Linked DNA regions of Homo sapiens: all the other regions are linked to region 4. The links are chromatin contacts, found by Hi-C or POLR2A ChIA-PET in ENCODE. All regions are on one chromosome and are shown on one strand. The core of a region is the stretch at or near the end of the contact, and the rest is flanking DNA. Distances in the headings are between cores, read along the strand shown.

What was found. Hi-C counts contacts between places; a loop is a spot of excess contacts on that map. ChIA-PET counts read pairs that join two places held with the same protein, here RNA polymerase II (POLR2A). Pooled maps may share reads with other maps.
Region 1: a loop to region 4 is called in a pooled map, with 2.5 times the contacts of the local background. The contact joins the promoter of PTPRJ here to the promoter of ACP2 in region 4. A Hi-C loop is called at or near these places in 1 of 50 pooled maps. POLR2A ChIA-PET finds 5 or more read pairs at or near these places in 2 of 52 experiments (OCI-LY7 and Panc1).
Region 2: a loop to region 4 is called in a map of CD4-positive, alpha-beta memory T cell, with 21 times the contacts of the local background. The contact joins the promoter of FNBP4 here to the promoter of ACP2 in region 4. A Hi-C loop is called at or near these places in 1 of 168 maps with a recorded cell type or tissue (CD4-positive, alpha-beta memory T cell) and 9 of 50 pooled maps. POLR2A ChIA-PET finds 5 or more read pairs at or near these places in 2 of 52 experiments (GM10248 and activated T-cell).
Region 3: a loop to region 4 is called in a map of CD8-positive, alpha-beta T cell, with 10 times the contacts of the local background. The contact joins the promoter of ATG13 here to the promoter of ACP2 in region 4. A Hi-C loop is called at or near these places in 1 of 168 maps with a recorded cell type or tissue (CD8-positive, alpha-beta T cell) and 6 of 50 pooled maps. POLR2A ChIA-PET finds 5 or more read pairs at or near these places in 1 of 52 experiments (WTC11).

Annotation. Positions count from the first base shown.
Region 1 is chr11:47,979,113-47,981,812 of GRCh38, forward strand. It overlaps PTPRJ (protein tyrosine phosphatase receptor type J), which reads left to right and starts at 1,447. Exons shown (of 25, transcript NM_002843.4): 1 at 1,447-1,896. The coding sequence starts at 1,801. RefSeq lists silencers at 1,358-1,947, 2,048-2,477.
Region 2 is chr11:47,765,919-47,768,618 of GRCh38, forward strand. FNBP4 (formin binding protein 4) reads right to left here and starts at 1,423. Exons shown (of 17, transcript NM_015308.5): 1 at 1,151-1,423. The coding sequence starts at 1,370. RefSeq lists enhancers at 1-713, 508-567, 714-1,638 and a silencer at 828-1,437.
Region 3 is chr11:46,616,301-46,619,000 of GRCh38, forward strand. It overlaps ATG13 (autophagy related 13), which reads left to right and starts at 1,253. Exons shown (of 19, transcript NM_001346311.2): 1 at 1,253-1,590. It overlaps HARBI1 (harbinger transposase derived 1), which reads right to left and starts at 927. Exons shown (of 3, transcript NM_173811.4): 1 at 824-927; 2 at 1-81. RefSeq lists an enhancer at 1,060-1,239 and a silencer at 1,219-1,513.
Region 4 is chr11:47,247,431-47,250,130 of GRCh38, forward strand. It overlaps ACP2 (acid phosphatase 2, lysosomal), which reads right to left and starts at 1,384. Exons shown (of 11, transcript NM_001610.4): 1 at 1,246-1,384; 2 at 608-703; 3 at 211-297. The coding sequence starts at 1,359. It also overlaps a transcript of NR1H3 not described here. RefSeq lists enhancers at 850-939, 1,070-1,579 and a silencer at 1,660-1,827.

The DNA of each region.
Region 1 (2,700 bases), core at 197-2,696, 730 kb after region 4:
CTCTTGAGCTTAAGTGATCTAGTCACCTTGGCCTCCGGAAGTGCTGGGATTACAGGCGTGAGCCATCGTGCGGCCTGGCAAAGTTTCTTTATCCTCAGTGCTTGTCTGGGTGTGTTGTCTGGTGGGAACCACTTAGACCCTGTAAGTGAATGTGTATTCCCATCTTGTAGATGGTAACCTGAGGCCCAACGGGTGTCTGGAGGTAGTGTTGGACACCTCGTGGTCTGCATCTTGCTGCACACAGAATCCAGCCTAGACTCATTATCCTGGCCTTTGAAGTCTCCCCCAGTATGAATCCCCCAGCCTCCCATTCCTGTTTCTCCGAAGGCCAAGCTCGAAGCATCTGCTGCCTCGTTTCTGCCAAGTTGGCCCCACCTCCTGAGACACTTCTCCCCTCTACTGGCCTGGTGAAACTCAACACATCCTTCAAAGCCCAGCTCAGGTGTCACCTCTCTCCTGGTTGGAATTAACCTCTTCCTCCTTAGCACTCTCTGGTTTGGCCCTTTCTCTTGCGGCTTCTCCTGGGCAAGTGGCATAGCCTCCCTGATCCTAGTGTCTTCCTCTGTGCATGGGCACAGGAGTAATATCTGCTGTGATCTTTAACTCCTGTCAGTTCATTGACCTCTTTAACAACGTGATGAAAGCTTCCAGAAGAGCTAATGTATGTGGAGTCCCACGATGTGTCAGGCTAGGTGTTTAGGACTTTACTAACTACTGTCTCGTTTAATCGCGAATGCAGTGGACCTCTCTCTCCACACGTCCTAGTACGATCTTTATTTCACACGGGAGGAGAGGAGGGTGGGTGGGGTCGGCCAGAGAGGAGAAATGCGTCTCCAGAGTTCACAGGGCTGGTACTACCAGCAGAGCCCCGTCCACCATATGCCACAGCTGGGGTTCTAATCCCTGGACTGGCTTGTACTGGGCTCTCTGCCTCCCTGGCCGGCGCTCGGGGGCTGGGGGACAGAACACAATGTACAGCGTGCCTTCTACAATTTCGGGGTTCACGCACCCCCAAGCCCACCCAGGGCCAGGTCAAACGCGCCTTCGCCGGGTTGCTGTCTACAATCAGGCTTGGCTGCGCTCTCAGTAGGGGTCTCGGTCAACCTCTGCCCACCCGAACCCGGCGCCGTGGACCTGGTGTGAGGCTGGGGAGCCCGTCCTGAGGGGTGCCGGCTCGAGGCGCTAGAGCCACGGAGCCTGGTCCCGGGCTCCAAGTCCCAGGAATGTGGGAGGGCTGGGCGGAGGGGCGGGCGAGGCGGGAGCGCTTCCTCTGCCCGCGGGAGGGGATCCGCGGCCGGCTCGGAGGGGGCGGGGGCAGCGGCGGGCGGCGGCGAGGGGCTGCGGAGCTCCGCAGCCGCCGGGCCGGCCGGGGCGGGAGGAAGCGATGAATATTCAGAGGGGGAGGGGAAGGGAGGGGGCCGAGCGCTCGCCGCGGCTCCCTGCAGCAGCCCCAGCCGCATGACGCGCGGAGGAGGCAGCGGGAGCAGCCGCGGGAGCCGGGACCGGGTAGCCGCGCGCTGGGGGTGGGCGCCGCTCGCTCCGCCCCGCGAAGCCCCTGCGCGCTCAGGGACGCGGCCCCCCCGCGGCAGCCGCGCTAGGCTCCGGCGTGTGGCCGCGGCCGCCGCCGCCGCTGCCATGTCTCCGGGGAAGCCCGGGGCGGGCGGAGCGGGGACGAGGCGGACCGGCTGGCGGAGGAGGAGGCGAAGGAGACGGCAGGAGGCGGCGACGACGGTGCCCGGGCTCGGGCGCACGGCGGGGCCCGATTCGCGCGTCCGGGGCACGTTCCAGGGCGCGCGGGGCATGAAGCCGGCGGCGCGGGAGGCGCGGCTGCCTCCGCGCTCGCCCGGGCTGCGCTGGGCGCTGCCGCTGCTGCTGCTGCTGCTGCGCCTGGGCCAGGTAAGCGCCGGGTGGGCTCGGGCGGGGGGCAGGAGGCTGGGGCGGGACTGGCATTGACTGCACCTGCCCGAGCGTACCCCCCCGGGGGGTTCCGGGGAAGGGGGCGGGGGTCCGGATCCCCGGATCCCCGGAAGGCGACTTGCGGGGACCCCGGCCGGCCTCGCACGCCGGCGATCGATCCCTTTTCCGGCTGCCCAGGATCGGGGGAGAGAGGCGGGATCCGGGTGCCGCGGTGCCCGAGCCTCCCGGGGAAAGCCTCCGCGCGGGCTCCAGGCCGTCCCTGGCCCGGCTCTTCCCGGCGCTGGGCACATCTGGCGGGCACGGGCCCGGCTTCCTAGCCGGAGGCGGCCGGAGGGGGCGTGTTTGCGGAGGTCTGGGGACGCAGAGCCGGGCGGCCTGGCTGAGCCTTTGCCGACAGACCTCCGACCCGGCCTGCAGGGGCCCGAGGGGCGGCGGGGGCGACAGGGCAGGGCCAGGCGCTGGGCAGTGGGGCCCTGGGCGAGGCGCGGGACTCCGGGCCGAGGGCCCTGTTCCTGGGGAAAGTTCCCAGGCCGGGGAAAAGGTGGCCGCACGCTGGCTTTTCTCAAGGCAGCCGGCCCTCTTGGCGTCGTGCTTGATTTCATGGGTGTTTAATTCGTGCTTTGTGGGCGCTGGCTCCCCCTCCCCACCCCACCCTCACCCTCTTTTCTGGCTTCACTTTTCAGATAATGCTGTCCCTGGCGTTTTGGTGACCGACCTTTCCCCTTCCTGGCATTTCCATAGGGGCTGAGGCAGAGCAGCTGAAGGGGCATTCCCATTTCACAG
Region 2 (2,700 bases), core at 173-2,672, 520 kb after region 4:
CGAGTAATCCGCCTACCTCGGCCTCCCAAAGTGCTGGGATTACAGGCATGAGTCACCGTGCCCTGGAGTCTTTCATCTGCTTACAAACTTCAACATCAAGGGAAGACTCTTACCATGGTAAATAAAAATTATTAATACATCTGCATGGCCGGGCGCGATGGCTCTCGCCTGTAATGATCGCTTGAGCCCTGGAGTTCGAGACCAGCCCGGGAAACATGAACTCCGTCTCTACTGAAAATACAAAAATTAGCCGGGCATGGTGGCAGGGTCCTGTAGTCCCAGCTACCCAGGAGGCTAAGGCGGGAGGATCGCTTGAACCCGGGAGGTGGAGGTTGCAGTGAGCCCAAGATCGCGCCACTGCACTCCAGCCTGGGCGACAGATTGAGACATTGTCTCGAAAAAAACAAAACAAAACTCTTAAAAAGTTACATCTGCAATACTTACAAATACATACAAAAACAGTAAGTATTCTCCAGGCTATGATAGGACCTTTACAAGACACACCAAACACTGCTATTGCGGATTTTTTCCAATTAACGAACCAGCGTGATCTCTGAACATGTGAAACGGTCGCGGCTTCTCCGGCGCCTAGTCCTGGAGTCACTTTTAATCTAAGCACCACTCCAGTGAGAACCACACAAATACTTAGGAACCTACCAGCTCCATTTCTCCAGCAGTTCTGCTAGTGTGGGGATGCTTACTAGCTGGAATATTAAGAGCTTTTTCTAAACGTCTCTATCCCCGTTTCGACAAAACCGAAAGGAGGCAGATGACGTGTGGAAAGGCCTGGCCCACAGTCACAGGCCGCGCACGCGGAAACTCATCCTCACATCCACCCTCTGCGTTACCCAAAACCGACCCGGGGCGTTTGGGAGACTCAGGATGCCCGAACTTCGGTCATATTTCAAACGTTCCCGGGGCAAGCCCTGCACCACAGATGGCGCCTCGGGCTTGGCCCGGGCCGAGGGCGCAGAACTCGGCCTGGCCCTTCTGCGGCCCGGAGCCCAGGGCCGCCCCGCCTGCAGGCCCGCAGCAGGCAGGCCTCGGAAGCCGACCTCGCCCGCCTCCCTCGCCGGGTCTGGCCAGGCGCCGTGAGGAGCCTAGGCCGCAAGCCCTGAGCTCGAGTTCAGGTCCCCCCGCGCACCCTTGCCTTCTGAAGGCGAGTCGTCCGAGGCCGCGGCGGCAGTCACCGCGGTGGTGGTGGTCGTCGCCGCCGACGGGGCGGGCTGGCTGGGGACCGCCGCGGTTGAGTCCGGCTCAGTGTCGGGTTCCGGCTCCGGGTCCCGGCCCGGCGTGCTGCCCCGAGGACCCGGCGGAGAGAGTTGCAGGATGGGCCTACGGCCGGGTACCGCCCGGGACTTCTTCCCCATCGCGAGCCCAAGCGCGAGCAGAGAGCGTCGGGCGGCCGAGAGGGGCGGGCACTGGAGGCTGGGCGCTGGGCCCTGGGCGCTGCGACGCGTAATCAATATTCATACACCGTGACACCGCCTCCAGCCCGGATCCGCTTTCAACCAGCGGAGCACGCGCTTGCGCAAGCGCCTCGGACCCTTCGGCTCTTCTGGCTCCTCCTCACCAGGAGAAAGGGCGGGATTACCAACTGCGCTAGGCGATTGGCTGTTTTGACCCAGAGAAGGGACCGGTGGCCAATGGAAAAGGAAAAAGGGTGAGAGTCCAGCCAATAGTGCGGTAGGGCCTGAATTAGAACGACTTCCCCACTTCCGTCGGGTTCCACCCATGCGCTTTCCCCAAGCCTTTTCTTTGCCTACTTGTCCTCCATCTTGTGGCTATTCTCGGCCTAGAGTTTCATGTTGTCTGTCTTCTAGAAAGGTGTGCTGCTGGGCCCAGCTCACTCACGCCTGTAATCTCAACACTTTGGGAGGCCGAGGCGGGTGGATCACGAGGTCAGGAGTTCAAGACCAGCTTGTCCAAGATGGTGAAACCCCGTCTCTACTAAAAATACAAAAGATTTAGTCGGGCGCGGTGGCAGGCGCCTGTAATCCTAGCTAGTCGGGAGACTGAGGCAGGCGAATCGCATGAACCCGGCGGCAAAGGTTACAGTGAGCCGAGATCGCGCCACTGCACCCCACCCTGGGTGACAGAGTGAGACTGTCTCAAGAAAAAAAAGAAAGGTGTGCTGTTTTCTGAGCCCTTCCCCACGTTTCGCCCGGATTATTGTGGCTTACTTTGGGTATAGCATTGAACATTAAATGGGACAGTGGGTCTTTTACGCTTTTGTAATTTCCTGCAGCACACAAATAGATGTCTCATATTTTCTCGCTTATTAGCTGGGAAAAATCACGAGATACTCCACTACCTACAAGGAAAAAGCCTAAAATTGTTGGGATGGCATACAGGAACCTTACCAGTTTTGTACTACTATCGTCAACATGCTTTAATTTACCCTTGCTTTAACACTGCCCCCTCTCCCGTCTCCTGCCTCTGGAGCCCGCCACTTGGAGCATCACCTCCCTCACTTTTCCTTTGCACTGACTGGAATAATTACTGCATCACATGATGAAAGTCTTTTATTGTTTCATCAGGGCGCAATGCAGACGCAGTGCAGGCGTGACCTCTCCTGCCCAGCCTCTCCCTGGCACTTGACATCCTGTTGACATCCGTCTCCCCTCTAAACTAAGGAATGCGAGTGGTATTTATTTTTATATCCGCAGCAGCTCAGTTCCCACTAAAAATATCTAATAC
Region 3 (2,700 bases), core at 3-2,502, 630 kb before region 4:
TGCAAGAACGTATTTTTAAGAAAGTATCAGAATCCAACAGCTAACCACAGTTAAATGGCTCTGCCATTTATAATCTTCTCTCTGTAAATGTTAAAAGAAAAAACATTAGGAACCTACCAAAGACTTTAAAGTGACTCAAAGGCTGGAGCAGCTCCTTTTCTACAAATTTCCATTTTGTTGAGGCAAAACGTACTGTACTTACAACTCCGGATTTTTCTCCACTAACTCATGGCTGCACGACAGGCTTGCTCTGATTCAAGGATAATGGGAATTCAATCTTTGTGGCTCATTTAATGCTTGGCATTTCAATTGAGAACACCAAAAGAATAATGGAGGTGATGACATAATTATTCACAAGGTAAAAGAGGTCGGCTTCTAACTATATAGGCCAAGAAGCAGCTGACATATGTCATAACCACCTTGGGTAAGAATTGGTCACGGGTTTCATTATCCAAAGACTTCTGGTTTCACCTGACAAATACAGGACAGATGCTGGGGTGTTCAAACCAGTCTAACAAGAAAAGAAGGGGCAAAAAAAAAAAAAAAAAAAAAAAAAAAAAAACAACCAAAGTCCACAACCCAGCCTTATGGACGTACACTGTGTGCTGTAACAAAAGGCTTTTCCCTCACTCCAAGAACTCCAAATCGTGAACCTGAGGGCCAGGAAGTACGGAAGACCAGACACATTGGAAGTCGGGAGCGAAAAAGAGGCTGGCCGAACCAGGTTTGGGAAGCGACTCTGCCACTTTTAAAGGGCACCCTAAAAACGGATGTCAAAGTCTGATTGCGCCGGCCACTCAGTTAGCCCAGGCCCGTCACCCACCTCTCCGCGGCTGCCAGGTTACCAGCCACACTTCCCACCCACCCAGCCGGGTTGGGCCCTCCTCCGGAACCGGCGACTGCACAGAGGCCGCCACGGCGCGCAACAGCGGCACCGCCCCTTCCGCGTCAGCGCCCGCCCCGCGCCGCGCCCTCACTGCCGCTGCCGCGGCTACCTGCGGTTCATCTCCGCACATTCCACACGCGGCCCAAACGGTCTCTCTCTCTCTCTCTCAAACACCGCCTTTCCGTCTTTGTTTTATCTTGAGTAGCTTAGAAAGATTGGAGAAGAAAGCTTACGTGGAATGAAAATCAACTTTTATGGATATTTTGAGGACTAAAAGAATAAATAGGGCGTCCGTACTGTAGCGAAAGTGCGACTAAGGTTAGGCATCTGGATTTCCCCCGTAGCCCTCTTTCACCCCCCCCCCCCGGCCATTACCGAAGCGGATGAAAACAAACACTAACGATGGCGGCGCCGGGAAGCGACCGGCTGCTGGGCTTAAGGCGGGAGTGACCGCTTAACCAGTGAGGGAAGCACTGAAGAGCGCCAGTCGACGTGGGTGCGACAACTCGCGGAGTCTTAGGAGCAAAACGTCTGGGGCCTGCGAGCCAGGACCCTTCTGAAGCCTTAGGTGTCTATCGGCGACGTGTACGGTCACTGCAGCTCCGGAGCGCGGAACCCTCAGCCAGGAGGCGCGGCTGGTCGGTCCCAGGTCCCGGCCTCCGTAATGAGAGCCCGGAACCACTCTTTGTGCCGCAGCTTCGCAGGTACTAACTTTTGCGGGGGATACCCCAAGATCTCTCAGCGCCCCCGGGTGGGAGGCTGTGGATCTGCGGCCCCTTGGCTGCTGCTTCGTGGAAGTAGAAGGGATTAGCCACGGTTCAATCCCCTGGGCCCCTGAGTTTTCTGTGGGAAGTTGAGTTGGTCTAGGCCCCGTTGGCCCCTGCTTGTTTGGCAGAGAATCCCCTCCACCCCAGAGCTTTCCTCTCCACTTTTTCAGCTCCTTGGGTTAGGTCGTCAGGCGTTTTGGAGGTAATTTGGGGGGCCATAACTCCGGGGTTGGGTGCCAATATGAGTGAGGTAGGTTTTCATTCAATCAAGATTTGCTGAGTGCCAAATATGTACTCCGCGTGTAGGTGAGGGTGACTGTTGACTAGTGAAAAAAGGGACCCATGGTTCACGACTGTCTTCTTACTGGCAGTGGAACGACCTGTGGAAACCTGTGATCCATTCTCATTAAATAAATCTCTGGGTAAGTGGCTAAGCACCTTCTTGAGCTCATCACTAATTCTTCCCAGTTTTCACTTTTCCAGTGAGTTCCCAGTTAGCCTGGTCAATTCAGCGTAGCATTTCACTTTTGGTATTTCTTCGTTCTCTGGCCACCCCGCAGCCAAAAAGAAAAAAGAGATTTTAAAAAATTACCTATTTTCTCATTACACTTAGTTTAAAACTCATCTCCTAAGGTGATAGAATTTATTGGACACCTTTAGTGGGAGATGTATTATAATAAGAAACAACAAGCTCTTCCTTTACACTAAATTAGCTTCCAGATTTTGTGTGTTGTTTTATGACTGTTAGTCCTTTTCATGTGTGCATGTAGTGGCTCCAGCTCAATTATGAGGTTTTTTTTTTGTTGTTTTCAACTCTCCATTTATCAGCTCAGGAGAAGTCTTTTAGTTTTTTAGATTTTAAAATTTTTATTATTATTATTAGAGATAAGGTATTGCTGTGTTACCCAAGCTGGAGTACAGTGGCGCCTTCATAGCTAACTTTAATCTCAAACTCCTGGGCTCAGGGAATCCTCCCACCTCAGCCTTCTAAAGTGTTGGAGTTACATGCATAAGCCACAGAGTCCGGCCCAGGAGCTTAATCTCGAA
Region 4 (2,700 bases), core at 134-2,633:
CTTAATCAAATTTGCCTCATCCCAGCCAAGCAGGGGCAACTCAGCTCCTAGGGCTTTGTTCCAGACAGCTCTCAGATGTCTTTTCCTGTAGTTGTGACCAAAAATACAAGAAGGAGGCCAAAGTGCCCAGCCTCAGCCTTAGGCTCCCTGAGGGCAAAAGATGAGGGCAGCATACCTTGTTCCCCTTGCCTCTGGAGCTCCCAACCTTACCTCTTGCCGGTGATAAGAGGTGTTTAGGAAGCCGTGATAGCGCTGCCGCAGGGCCTGGCCCAGTTCCCAGTGCTGTAGCATCCCCTCCTGTGGGCAAACCCAAGGGTTAAGAGGGTCTAGAGGGAAGGGGTGGCTTCAAGCCCCATGGGGTTTAGGCCCTGTTGCTTTCCAGGTTCACGCTTTGCTGGAGTCAATTAATCTGATCCCAGAAGTCTTTCATTAAGTGGCCAGTCATGCACAGCAATATCATGGGCACAGAGATTAAGGTTATGAAATCTGGTCAAAGTCAGCACCCATATGGGAAAAGGCAGTTTAGTAGGACCCCAAGTTTTGTAGACTGCTCTAGACGTCGCTCATTCTGCAGCTCATCCTGAGGAAAGGCTGGCTTCTGACCCACCTTGGTTAACTGACCAAACCCCTGGGGCCATTCTTCTTCCTGATAGGGGTCCTTGGGATATGTCTTCACTGGTGAACGGTCTCCATGGCGGTACAGCTGAGAGAATAAAATGGTTTGCCTATAGGTCAGAAGCATCCCCTTGATAGGGACCCAGAGCCTACCTTTTGCCCCATGTTAGGGAAGGAAGTCTCATTCCCTCTGGGAAGCCTACTGGCTGCAAAAGACCCCAGCTAGGAGTCAGTCACTTCTTCCAGATTCCAGAGATTCTAACTTAGCTAAGCAATGCTACTGGAGACCATAGGCAAAGCCAAGGTACAGGTAGGAAGGGAAAAGAGAAGTGAAAGCAACGTATGTGGTGGGGACAACTGGGGAAAAAAGATAACCAAAGGCTTCTTTAGGGATGAGTCTTAACCATTCAACCACTTCCCTGTCTCAAGGCAGACTCACCCCGACGTATTCGGTCATCCTGACTCCCATAAGCCAGGGCTCCAGGTCAATCCTGAATCCAGCCTCCCAACTACCCAGGCCAGTCGTCCCCTCCTAAACCAGCTGTTCCTTCCCGAGATCCTCGACCTCCACCAGCTGGCCTTTGCCCTTTTAGCTTCAGGGAAGTCTTTGGTGAGCCCATCTCTCATTACCAAGGTAACGAAGCGCAGACTCCGGGCCCGGGTGGGCGGCATCACCACCAGGTTCACGCCGAGAAGGAGCTGGAGGAGAGCCGCCCGGCTCCAGCCGGACCGCTTGCCCGCCATCACCGTTGTAATCTATGCAGCAAACAAGCTGGAACCCGCTGGGTGGCACCTGCAAGCAGCCGCCCGGACGCACCCGTAAGGACACACGCCGGAAGTGCGTTCGCCGCCATCTTACTTAGGGACCTGCTGGGGTGCGGGGAAAAGGCGCAGTCTCGGTGGGATTGCGTGCAGGAGGGTCGTGGTCTGGCTGTGGCGGAGGAGCATAAGAAGGTAACGCGACCTGGCGCGGCAGACAGGGCTCGAAGACCTCATCTTGATTAAGAAGGCCACAAATTCGCGTTTGCCTCTGCTCGGAGAAATCCCTTACCAAGGTGGCACTTGCAGTGGGCGGGACCATGTCTGGAGAACCAGCGTCCCCTCCAGGCTTGACCCCATAGCTAGATCGGGTGCAGAATTGAGGCGAGGGATGGGAAAGTAGAGGTCGCTTCTCTCCACGCCCCTGCCTTTGTGGGGAGATTGAGCCCTGGCCCTGTTCTCCAGGAGATGTTTTGCTTGGGGTGCAGGACACAGTATGTAAACAACCCTTTGGACTCCGTGTGTCCTTGAGGTTGCCCCAGTCTGGCCTACCGTTCCTGCCCTGCACAAAGCTTCAGTAGCCCTCTCACTTTCCCTTCCAGTCCTTTCCCTGTCCTCCCTCCCCTCCACTTCCAAGTTTTAGTTAATTAGAGTCAAGACGTCATGTCATGCCTCTTCCCAAAGGAGTTGGGTTGCACAGGATGTTCAGACTTTACAAACCCAAAGCACTGAATCCCTGGGGGAGGAATTTCAGACCAGTGGGGAGGTATTTTGAGGTAAGGGACAGGCGCATATCATAAAGTGGGAGTAGGTGGGGTTTCCACAGAATCAATGGCCCTCTTGGCATTGACCATTAGGATTCAGGTGCAGCCAGTTTGGCCTCAGGACTTTGTGACTCCTGTGACGGTTGCAGGTCAGATCATAGGTCCTGGGGATGCTTTGATTCAGATCTGCCTACTGGAAGCAAATCTCCTCAGATCTTTGGGAAACAAAACTGATCAGGCTTGGCCTGGGCGCCGTGGCTCACCTGTAATACCAGCACTTTGAGAGGCCGAAGCAGGCAGATCACCTGAGGTCAGGAGTTCGAGACCAGCCTGGCCAACGTGGCGAAACCCCGTCTCTACTAAAAATACAAAAAAAAAAAAATTAGCCGGGTGCAGTGGCGTGCTCCTGTAATCCCAGCTACTCTGGAGGCTGAGGCAGGAGAATCGCTTGAACTCGGAAAGCGGAGGTTGCAGTGAGCTGAGATCACGCCACTGCACTCCAGCCTGCGCGACAGAGTGAGACTGTCTCAAAACAACAACAACAAAAACCTGATTAGGCTTG